2 separate regions of the Homo sapiens genome follow, and region 2 is linked to region 1. A link is a contact called in ENCODE Hi-C data. All regions are on one chromosome and are shown on one strand. The core of a region is the stretch at or near the end of the contact, and the rest is flanking DNA. Distances in the headings are between cores, read along the strand shown. Region 1 overlaps LINC03088 (long intergenic non-protein coding RNA 3088). Region 2 overlaps MED13L (mediator complex subunit 13L).

Region 1 (4,710 bases), core at 902-3,401:
TGAGTCTTTCCTCCTGGTTTCCGTCTTGCAGGCTTTTCCCCTCCCCTCCCCTCTGGCCTGCAGGAGAGGCAGGGAGTTAGAAGTAGATGGAGTGTGGGCCGGGTGCAGTGGCTCACGCCTGTAATCCCAAGGCCTTGGGAGGCTGAGGCAGGAGGACTGCCTGAAACCAAGGAGTTTGAGATCAGCCTGGGAAACATGGTAAGACCTCATCTCTACAAAAAAAAAAATTAAAAATTTGCTGGGTGCAGTGGGGTGAGCCTGTAGTCCCAGCTACTTGGGAGGCTGAGGCAGGAGGATCGTGTAATCCAAGGAGGTCAAGGCTGCAGTGAACTAGATGGTGCCACTGCACTCCATCCTGGGCAACAGAATCAACAGAATAAGACCCTGCCTCTAAAAGAAACAAAAAAATAATAGATGGAATGAGTGTTCTTGTGGGATGATTGTGAAGTCTGATCATTTTCGCTTAGTCATACTTGCAGCAAATGTTTATTGAGCATATAATAAGAGCCAAGTGCTGTGTAGACTCGGTGTTGCACAGAGAATAAGTCTGACATGGTCCCTGCCTTCATCCAGCTAGTGGTTTAGGGGCCAAATGTCAAGTTACAACCGTGGTACCTGCCTAGGCAGAAGAGTTCAGGGCAGAGTGAAAGCATCTTACTTAGGGAAGACCTGACCTAGCAGTGCTGGTGGGTTAGGGGGAGGCCAGAAAAGGTCTGAGGGACTTTTGCCCTGTAGGGGGGTGGGCGGGGGCTTTTTCTCATTAAAAAAAATTACATTTTGCAACTTTGTTGGTATAAATCCAGGTTGGATTCATCATAATATAGTCACTGTCTCCCTCTTCTGATTTTAAAAGAAATTAAGCCTTTTTTTCTGGGCCCCTAAAGGTATCATAGACCCTGGACACTATGCAGTTGTGCCTCTGGGAAAAGGTCGCCTCAAGGAAAAGACAACGGAATTAATATCTGAAGAATAAACAAGAGTTAATTCAGTGAATAAGGGGTGGGGTCGGTGGGGTGTGGGCACCATAAACAGCATATACAAAGGCCCTGTGGTGGAGGAAATGAGCAATTGACAAGCTTCAGATGTAGCTCAGGAAGCATGTGTGGATAAGGTGAGGACACAGAGAAAGCCGGGCCATATGCAGCCTTTCCCCAGAGCAGTGGGAAGTCACTGATACATCTCAAGGCAGGAAGTTGAATGACTTTGGAAGGCATCAATAGGAAAAGCTGGCCAGAAAACCAGAAGGCCCCCCAATTCTCCCTATTAAATCTAATCAACAGAATGAGAACCTATCTGGAACAGAACAGGCATTGATGTTACCCAGGTTAAGAAGAAGCTGAGATGTACGGGCCTGCTGGTCTGTGGTTACTGGAGAAGACAAGACAATATTTTCCCCCAAACTTTGTTATGCCTTCTTTCCTAGGTGGCGCCCTTGGGAAATAGATTCTGAGGCAGAGATTTGTGTGCAGGTTTATGGGTGTGTGTTCTTGGAAACAACATCCATAAGGACGTAAGGGCAATATTGGGCGGATACAAGGGAGATCTCAGGTTATCCCAGAGCTCCCTAGAACCAGTGAAGCAGGAGACGGGACTTAACTCCAGGGGTGGGGCTTGGACACTGGACCACATTGAGGACTAGCTAAAACAGGGATGGGGCAGTAGCACCTCTCCATAAGACACGCCCACCTGTGAGCGCTGACAGTTTACCATTGCCATGGCAACACTGGGAGTTACTGCTCCTTTCCGTGGCAAAGACCGAGGACCCAAATGCTACCACCCTTTCCTTGAAATTTCTGCATAAACTGCCCCTTAATCTACATGTAATTAAAAGTAGCTATAAATATTTTCGTTTGTTTTTTTGGAGGCTGCATTGAGCTGAGGTCACGCCATTGCACTCCAGCCTGGGCGACGAAGTGAGACTCTGTCTCAAAAAAAAAAAAAAAAAAAAGAAAGAAAGAAAAAAAAAGAAAATACAGGCATTTGTTGTGCTGTGCGTTGGGTATACAGCAAGCTTGAAACAGGCATGCAGGCACGGCTGTGGGCTCCTGGTCCTCACAGCCTGGCAGGAAAGGCAGGCCCTTGGACACTGAAGTGAGGGGAAGCAAAGTTACTGGAGATGAGAACAAGGGACCCAACTGTCATGTAAGACAGGATGTGGCATGTGTTACAGTAAAAGCAAAAGTTCACTAAAAAAGCTTCTGCACAGCAAAAGTGATAATCAACAGAGTGAACAGACAAGCTGCAGAATGGGAGAACATATTTGCAAACTGTGCATCTGACAAAGGACTGATATCCAGAATCTACAAAGAACTCGAACAACTCAACAACAACAAAGGGCAAATAACCCCATTAAAAGGTGGACAAAGGACATGAACAGACATCTTGTTAAAGGAGACACACAAATTACCAAGAAACATGTGAAAAATGCTCAACATCGCTAATCATCAGAGAAACGCAAACTGAAACCACAGTGAGATACTATCTCACTCTAGTCAGGATGACCATCATTAAACAGGCAAAAAAATCACAGATGTTGGCGAGGATGTGGAGAAAAGGGAACACTTCTACACTGCTGGTGGAAGGTAAATTAGTACAACCTCTATGGAAAACAGTAGGGAGATTTCTCAAAAGAACTAAAAATAGTCCTACTATTCGATCCAGCAACCCCAAAACTGGTGTATATACCCGAAGGAAAAGAAATCATTGTATCAAAAAGATACCTGCACCCATATCGCAGCACTATTCACAATAGCAAAGATAAAGAGGCTAAGTATCCAGAACACATGAATGGATAAATATCTCTCACACACACACACACACACACACACACACACACACACACGAAGACTACTCAGCCATGTAAAAGAATGAAATCATGTCCTTTGCAGCAACGTGAATGGAACTAGAGGCAGTTATCTTTAAGTGAAATAACAGACACAAAGTCAAATACTGCATGTTCTCACTTATAAGTGGGAGCTAAATAATATGAACACATGCACATAGAGAGTGGAATAATAGACATTGGAGACTCAGAAGGGTGGGGAGGGGGAGGGAGAGGGATGAAAAGTTACTTAATGGGTACAATGTACACTATTCGGGTGATGGCTACACTAAACCCCAGACTTCACCAGTATGCAATATATCCATATAACAAAACTGCACCTGTACTCCCGAAATCAATCAATCTATGTATTTTACCGATCATCTATCAGTCTATTTATCTTATCTTTCATCAATCTATCTTATCTATCAATCATCTATCTTATCTATCATCTATCAATCATCTATCCATCGTATCTATCTTCTATCAATCATCTTATCTATCATCTATCAATCTATCAAGTCTTATCAATCTATTATCTATCTATCTATCCACCCATCCAATCTCGCTCTCTTTCTCTTTCTCTCTCTCTCTCCCCCTCTCTAAAGCACAAGCTCGGCTGGGCGCAGTGGCTCATGCCTGTAATCCCAGCACTTTGGGAGGCGAGGCAGGCAGATCATTTGAGGTCAGGAGTTCAATGAGACCAGCCTGGCCAACATGGTGAAAACCCTGTCTCTACTAAAAATACAAAAAAAGTGAGCTGGGCATGGTTGGTGGCATGCATCAGTAATCCCGGCTACTCAGGAGGCTGAGGCAGGAGAATCGCTTGAACCCAGGAGGCAGAGGTTGCAGTGAGCCGAGATCATGCCACTGCACTCCAGCCTGGGTGATAGAGTGAGACCATGTCTTCCCTCACCAAAAAAAAAGCACAAGCTCAGGAAGTTGGGAACACACATGGGGAGACACGTGCTCTGGGATATGAGATTGGGGGTAGAAACCCCCAACGTGCATGCTCTGAGTTGAGCCTGGAGAGACGGCACTATTGAGAGATGAAGGGATGAGGAGGAGCACATGGGCAGAAGGAACCACAGCGGCAAAAGCAGCGACAAGCCACTGCACCCGGGAGGATGGCTATAACCAGGGAAACAAAAGAGGAAAATAACAAGTGTTGACGATGATGTGGAGAAACTGGAATCCTCATGTGTTGCTGGTGCAAATATAAATACAGAGCAGCCATTCTGGAAAAAATACAGTGCAGCCATTGTGCCATTTTGGGCAGTTCCTCAAAAAGTTAAACATAAAATTATCATGTGATATAGCGTATCCACCCCTAGATATATACCCCAAATAACTGAAAACAGGGGTATTTAAAGAGATACTTGAACACAAATGTTCATAGCAGCACTACTTACAGTAGCCAAAAGGTGAAAACAGCCTGAATGTCTATTGATGGAGGAATGGCTGAACAAATTGTGGGCTATTCATACAATGGAATATTATATGGCTATAAAAAGGAACCAAGTACTGACCCATACTACAACATGGATGAACTTTGAAAACATTATACTAAGTGAAGGAAGTCAGGCATAAAAGGTGACCTACTGTATGACAGCATTAGAGGAAATGTCTAGAATAGGCAAATTCATAGAGACAAAAAGTAGATTTGTGGTTGCCAGGGCCTGGGTGCCAGGGGAGAAACTGGAGAAACTGCCTAATAGGTTGAGAAATTTTACTCTGGAGTCATTGAAATGTTTTGGAACTATGTAGAAGTGGGGTTTGTACAACATTGTGAATATACTAAAACCCACTGAATTCTACCCTTTAATATGATTTTTTATTATGTGAATTTCACTTAAATATATATATATATATATATAATTTTTTTTTTT
Region 2 (4,710 bases), core at 1,467-3,966, 480 kb after region 1:
GCACTACTGCCTTTACAGAAGAGTTAGATTTCACCAGGAAAGAAGGAAGGAAAAGGTACTCTAAGCAGGAAACACAAGAAAGGCATGAAAAAAAATTTTTTTTAAAGTATGTGATATGTGTGTGGGATATGTTGAATACCCTTGGGTTGCTTGAAATAGAATTTTGTGTCAGCAGGGGAGAAAAAGGTAGGGTGAGGACAGCTTGTGATATAAGATGGATGGTACAGTTGAGACCTAAGCAGGAGGAAAAGATGAAATATTTTAAAAAGAATTTTTTTTTACATTGTAGTTCTCTGGTACTTAAAATATGTAATATATGCAGTAAAAATTATTGGGTTCTTGGTGTGTGGAAGGAAAGTAACAAATAACATCATGTTTTGGTTATCTGCCATACATAAGCACTATTGATGGTATTATTGTTAATGACTTTGTGCATTCATAGGTGTTTGCTAAATAAGTGTTCTCTGTAAAAATTTCTTTTCAATGGAAATTCTTGCTTTTATATGAACATGTTAAAATTCTTTTGGCTTTCTACAAAAGAAATGGATTGCTGGGTGATAAATGCCAATTTAAAATGTTACACTACTTTGATTAAAAAATCATAAAGAGTTGCTTTCTAATTTTCATGATTTTTAGCTAGCAGCTGGTGAGTAACTGCTTTTTTTTTTTCCTTTTTTTCTTTTTTTGAGACGGAGTTTCACTCTTATTGCCCAGGCTGGAGTGCAATGGCACAATCTCTGCTCACCACAACCTCCGAATCCTGGGTTCAATGATTCTCCTGCCTCAGCCTCCCGAGTAGCTGAAATTATAGGCATGCGCCACCATGTCCGGCTAATTTTGTATTTTTAGTAGAGATGGAGTTTCTCCATGTTGGTCAGGCTGGTCTTGAACTCCTGACCTCAGGTGATCCGCCCGCCTCGGCCTCCCAAAATGCTGGGATTACAGGGGTGAGCCACCACGCCTGGCCAAGTAACTGCTTTTGAAGCAGTTGGAGCTCCCATTTGTGTCCCAGAAGAACATCTTACTGATGAAAATAAAGTAGTGGTTGTGCTAAATGACTGAAGAATGGACAACGAGATAAAGCAGAGAACAGAGATAGAGTTCCTTATGGCAGTGGGCCAGAGTCCTACTGACATGTACAGATAACTAAAGAAAGCGTGTGCTGTGTATCTTGTGCTGTCAGATAGATGCTGACTGAACCGTGCTAGTTAGGGAGACCAGCCCTTCAGCCGAGTACACGGTTTCATCTTTGCAGTTAGGCTGCAGGACTGCTGCTGTATTTTCATCCACCGGAGCTTAATATAATTTTAAGGATTATGTGGGTGGAGGCTTAGACTAAAGTAAAGTGAGTGTGCTGTTTATCACCAGCAAAGAGTATGCTTTGTCTTGAGAGAGAGACACTGAACTGATGTTCTGTCTTATTGTTTGTGTTTTCAGACTTAATATGGTTACTGTTCAAACTACTATATATCTTTGAAAGATTCCCATTGATATGTATTCCCATCAAAAAGAATTACTAAGTATATAACTAGATATAAATGCCTTCAAATTTTGAAGACATGTCTGTCTAATGCTAAAATTAATGCACTTTTATTAATCTGATAGTGCCCCTAAAATACACAAAACTTTAACCAGCTGTATGTCTTAACTAGTTTAGATAAAACCATCAGATTCTTAAGCTATGTAGACACAGCTGGACCACCAAAAAGAGAGTTAAAATTTTATAATATAAATGCAGCCTAAATTATCAGCATTATTACTTTTCTATTTATTTTAAATTTGGAGAGAAAGGTTAAAAGATACTTCTGATTGAATAAATTGTGTTGATGGCAGTAGGTTTGCTTTTTGATTGTATATTTGGTTTTAGTTAACAAGAAATCCTGTTACTCAATTCTGTAATCTACTATTCTAGTACTCTTCTACCCCAATCACAAGTTTTATTGCCACCGTTTTGGAAAGAAAGCACTCTTATCTCATGTGTCATTTCTCTGGGTGTTAGAAACTGAATTTAAAGGACTATTAAGTTGCAGCCGAAGCCGAAGACTGGGCCAGTCAGACTTTTTTTTTTTTTGTTAATTGCACCTTACTTATTGGCCCTGTTTTCAATTTTGCTCTGTGGAAACACCCAGAGGACCTCTGTGGTGTTCTTGGGTAGCATGTATTCTGTACACAATTTGGCCCTCTAAAGTGAGGTCAACAGTAAAAAATATAATTTAAAAATTAAGCTAGATGAGTTCAACCAGTAATTTTTTTTCTTGCTACTTGAAAGTTAGATTATCCATTAGGTTATAATTTTCTTTGTTATGTTGTTGATCTGGATAATATATGATTCAGTGTAATTTTTTCTTTTCTCATTGCCTCTTTGCTTGTTCTGAAACTGCTGTTAAATATATCATTGAACCTTGTTTTCTGGCCTCCATAATATATCTTTAAAACTTCTTTGCCTCTGCAACTTTCTAGTTAAATTCTTCATTATTATTCTCTAGTTTATTAACTCCTTTTCAATTTTTACTGTTTACATTTTATCTCTTACTCAGTTTTTCATTTCCATTGCTTATTTTAAAATTATTTAAAACTTACTTTGAGTTAAAATATTCATTCTTTAGCTTTTAAATTCTTTTTCATTTCCACCTAGCCTTGTTTCACTTCTGCTTGTTGTGATTTTTTTTCCCTTTATAAAAGAAATTTTACTCTTTTATAAAGAGTAAAAGAGTGGCTCACGCCTGTAATCCCAGCACTTTGGGAGGCTGAGGTGGGTGGATCGCTTGAGGTCAGGAGTTCAAGACCAGCCTGGCCAACATGGCAAAATCCTGTCTCTACTGAAAATACAAAAATTAGCTGGTGTGGTAGCGCACACCTGTAATCTCAGCTACTTGGGAAGCTGAGGCAGGAGAATCGCTTTGAACCTGGGAGGCGGAGGTTGCAGTGAGCCGAGATTGTGCTACCCTAGCCTGGGTGACAGAGCCAGACTCTATCTCAAAAAAAGAAAAAAATTTTAAGCATACTATTTTCAGGCTTTTCTGTTTCTATTTTGTTTGAAGGGATTTTGTATTTCAGTTGCTGTGTTTTTATTCGTTTTCTTTATGTCATGGTACAGCTTTGACTGGGAAGTCCCCCCACTCCCCACAGTCCCTTCTAGTGGTTTTGCACGTATTCTTAACTGCTTCTCCCTGTTGCCCCCACCCCCACCAAGGTCTTAGATTGGCAGCAGAGGGCACTTGTCTCCCACTGATGGTAGATACACCTGCATCTTTGTTCCAGTTGGCCAGGCAGTGGGATAGTGTGGCTGAAGCCCTAGTATTCTCACTTTCCTAGGCACTCAGTTTCTGAGAAGACATACTTCCTGAAAGTCCACACAGCTTACTTACCCCCAGGCAGCTGTTAGTAGCAGTTTGTTTTCAGCCCAATTTCGGCCTCAGTCCCTTATCTTAGGTGGGCCACTTTTATTCCTGTTTCTATAGGATCTGAAACCTAGGCCTTCACTGGTTCCTTCTGAAACCAGAGCCTAGCAGCCCTATACCTTCTGCCCACTCTCTGTTACATATTTCTGTTTCATGGTGATGCTGGTCTTTTTTAGTTAGGTAGGTCTTTAAAATGTCTTCTCCAGGATTTTGCCTGTTGTTGCTTTGTATTTGAAACAGGGTGGGTTTTCAAAGCAATTTATGATGCCATCTTGATTGGAAGTTCCAGTAAATTAAAAAAATTATTTCTAGCTTATTATATTTCAGTCATATTTTATTTTTAACAAGCTTTTGATTTTTTAAACAATCTTGTGAATCTTTTCATATTCTCTAGAACATATAAATATTTCTCTTTATGCAGTTCAGCCAAAGTTTATTTAGCATTGTGGGCTTAATATTTTCGTGATGCTTTTGAATGTGGTTAAGGTGAATTTGATCAGATGGATTGAGGATTTGTAGATGAAGTAGTCCTGAATGATTTTTACTATGATTAGGAAATACCCTGTACTTAAAAAGAAGTAGGGGTGGCTGGGAGTGGTGGCTCATGCCTGTAATCCCAGCACTTTGGGAGGCGGAGGTGGGTGGCTCACCTGAGGTCGGGAGTTTGAGACCAGCCTGACCAACATGGAGAAACCCTGTCTCTACTAAAAATACAAAATTAGCTGGGCGTGGTGGTGCAAGTCTGTAATCCCAGCTACTCAGGAGGCTGAGGCAGGAGAATCGCTTAAACCCAGGAGGTGGAGGTTGCGACGAGCCGAGGTTGCACCATTGCACTCCAGGTTGGACAAAAAGAGCGAAACTCTGTCTCAAAAGAAAAAAAGAAGTAGGGGTGTGGGTATAGACAGGGTTATTTTTTTGTTTTTTGTTTTTTTAAATACCCTTCCGTCATCTTCTCTTCTTTTGTCATTTACATCTACATCTTTAAAAATTGGAGATAGGAAATATTCTGATTGAGTAAACTTATTTAGGTTCTGGTAAAGTTTTGTAAATTGCTGAAAGGCTGGAAAGTTAATTGGAGCTTTTTAATAGTGAAATTGAACTTTGTTAATGTCTTTTTGCTAACTACTTTGATCAGCTTTAATCTTTGACTAGCTTCTCATTGAGTTCATTCATAAAGGTATTTCTTAGGAGACTGATGTACAGTGATCGGTTTACTTGTGAGTTACATTCTTTGGACTGGATGTGATTCTTGATTGTGACTCCTACTATTCCCATGATGATTTCCTTTCTCTAGAGAAGCAGATATGTG

Evidence for each region. Hi-C counts contacts between places; a loop is a spot of excess contacts on that map. Pooled maps may share reads with other maps.
Region 2: a pooled map shows a loop between it and region 1 (4-fold over the local background). The contact joins two enhancer-like sites. A Hi-C loop is called at or near these places in 3 of 37 single-sample maps with no recorded cell type and 4 of 50 pooled maps.

Annotation. Positions count from the first base shown.
Region 1 is chr12:116,670,757-116,675,466 of GRCh38, reverse strand. All of the region lies in intron 1 of LINC03088 (long intergenic non-protein coding RNA 3088), which reads right to left. Among named protein-coding and RNA genes, the nearest start is that of LINC03088, 12 kb to the right of the region's middle. RefSeq lists an enhancer at 2,214-2,523. Within about 2 kb of position 2,151, at least 2 of the 41 ENCODE cell types and tissues checked have a DNase peak (open chromatin) inside an H3K27ac peak, as active enhancers do.
Region 2 is chr12:116,193,742-116,198,451 of GRCh38, reverse strand. The region is part of intron 2 of MED13L (mediator complex subunit 13L); the gene reads left to right. Among named protein-coding and RNA genes, the nearest start is that of MIR620, 47 kb to the right of the region's middle. RefSeq lists a silencer at 974-1,268 and an enhancer at 974-1,268. Within about 2 kb of position 2,716, at least 3 of the 41 ENCODE cell types and tissues checked have a DNase peak (open chromatin) inside an H3K27ac peak, as active enhancers do.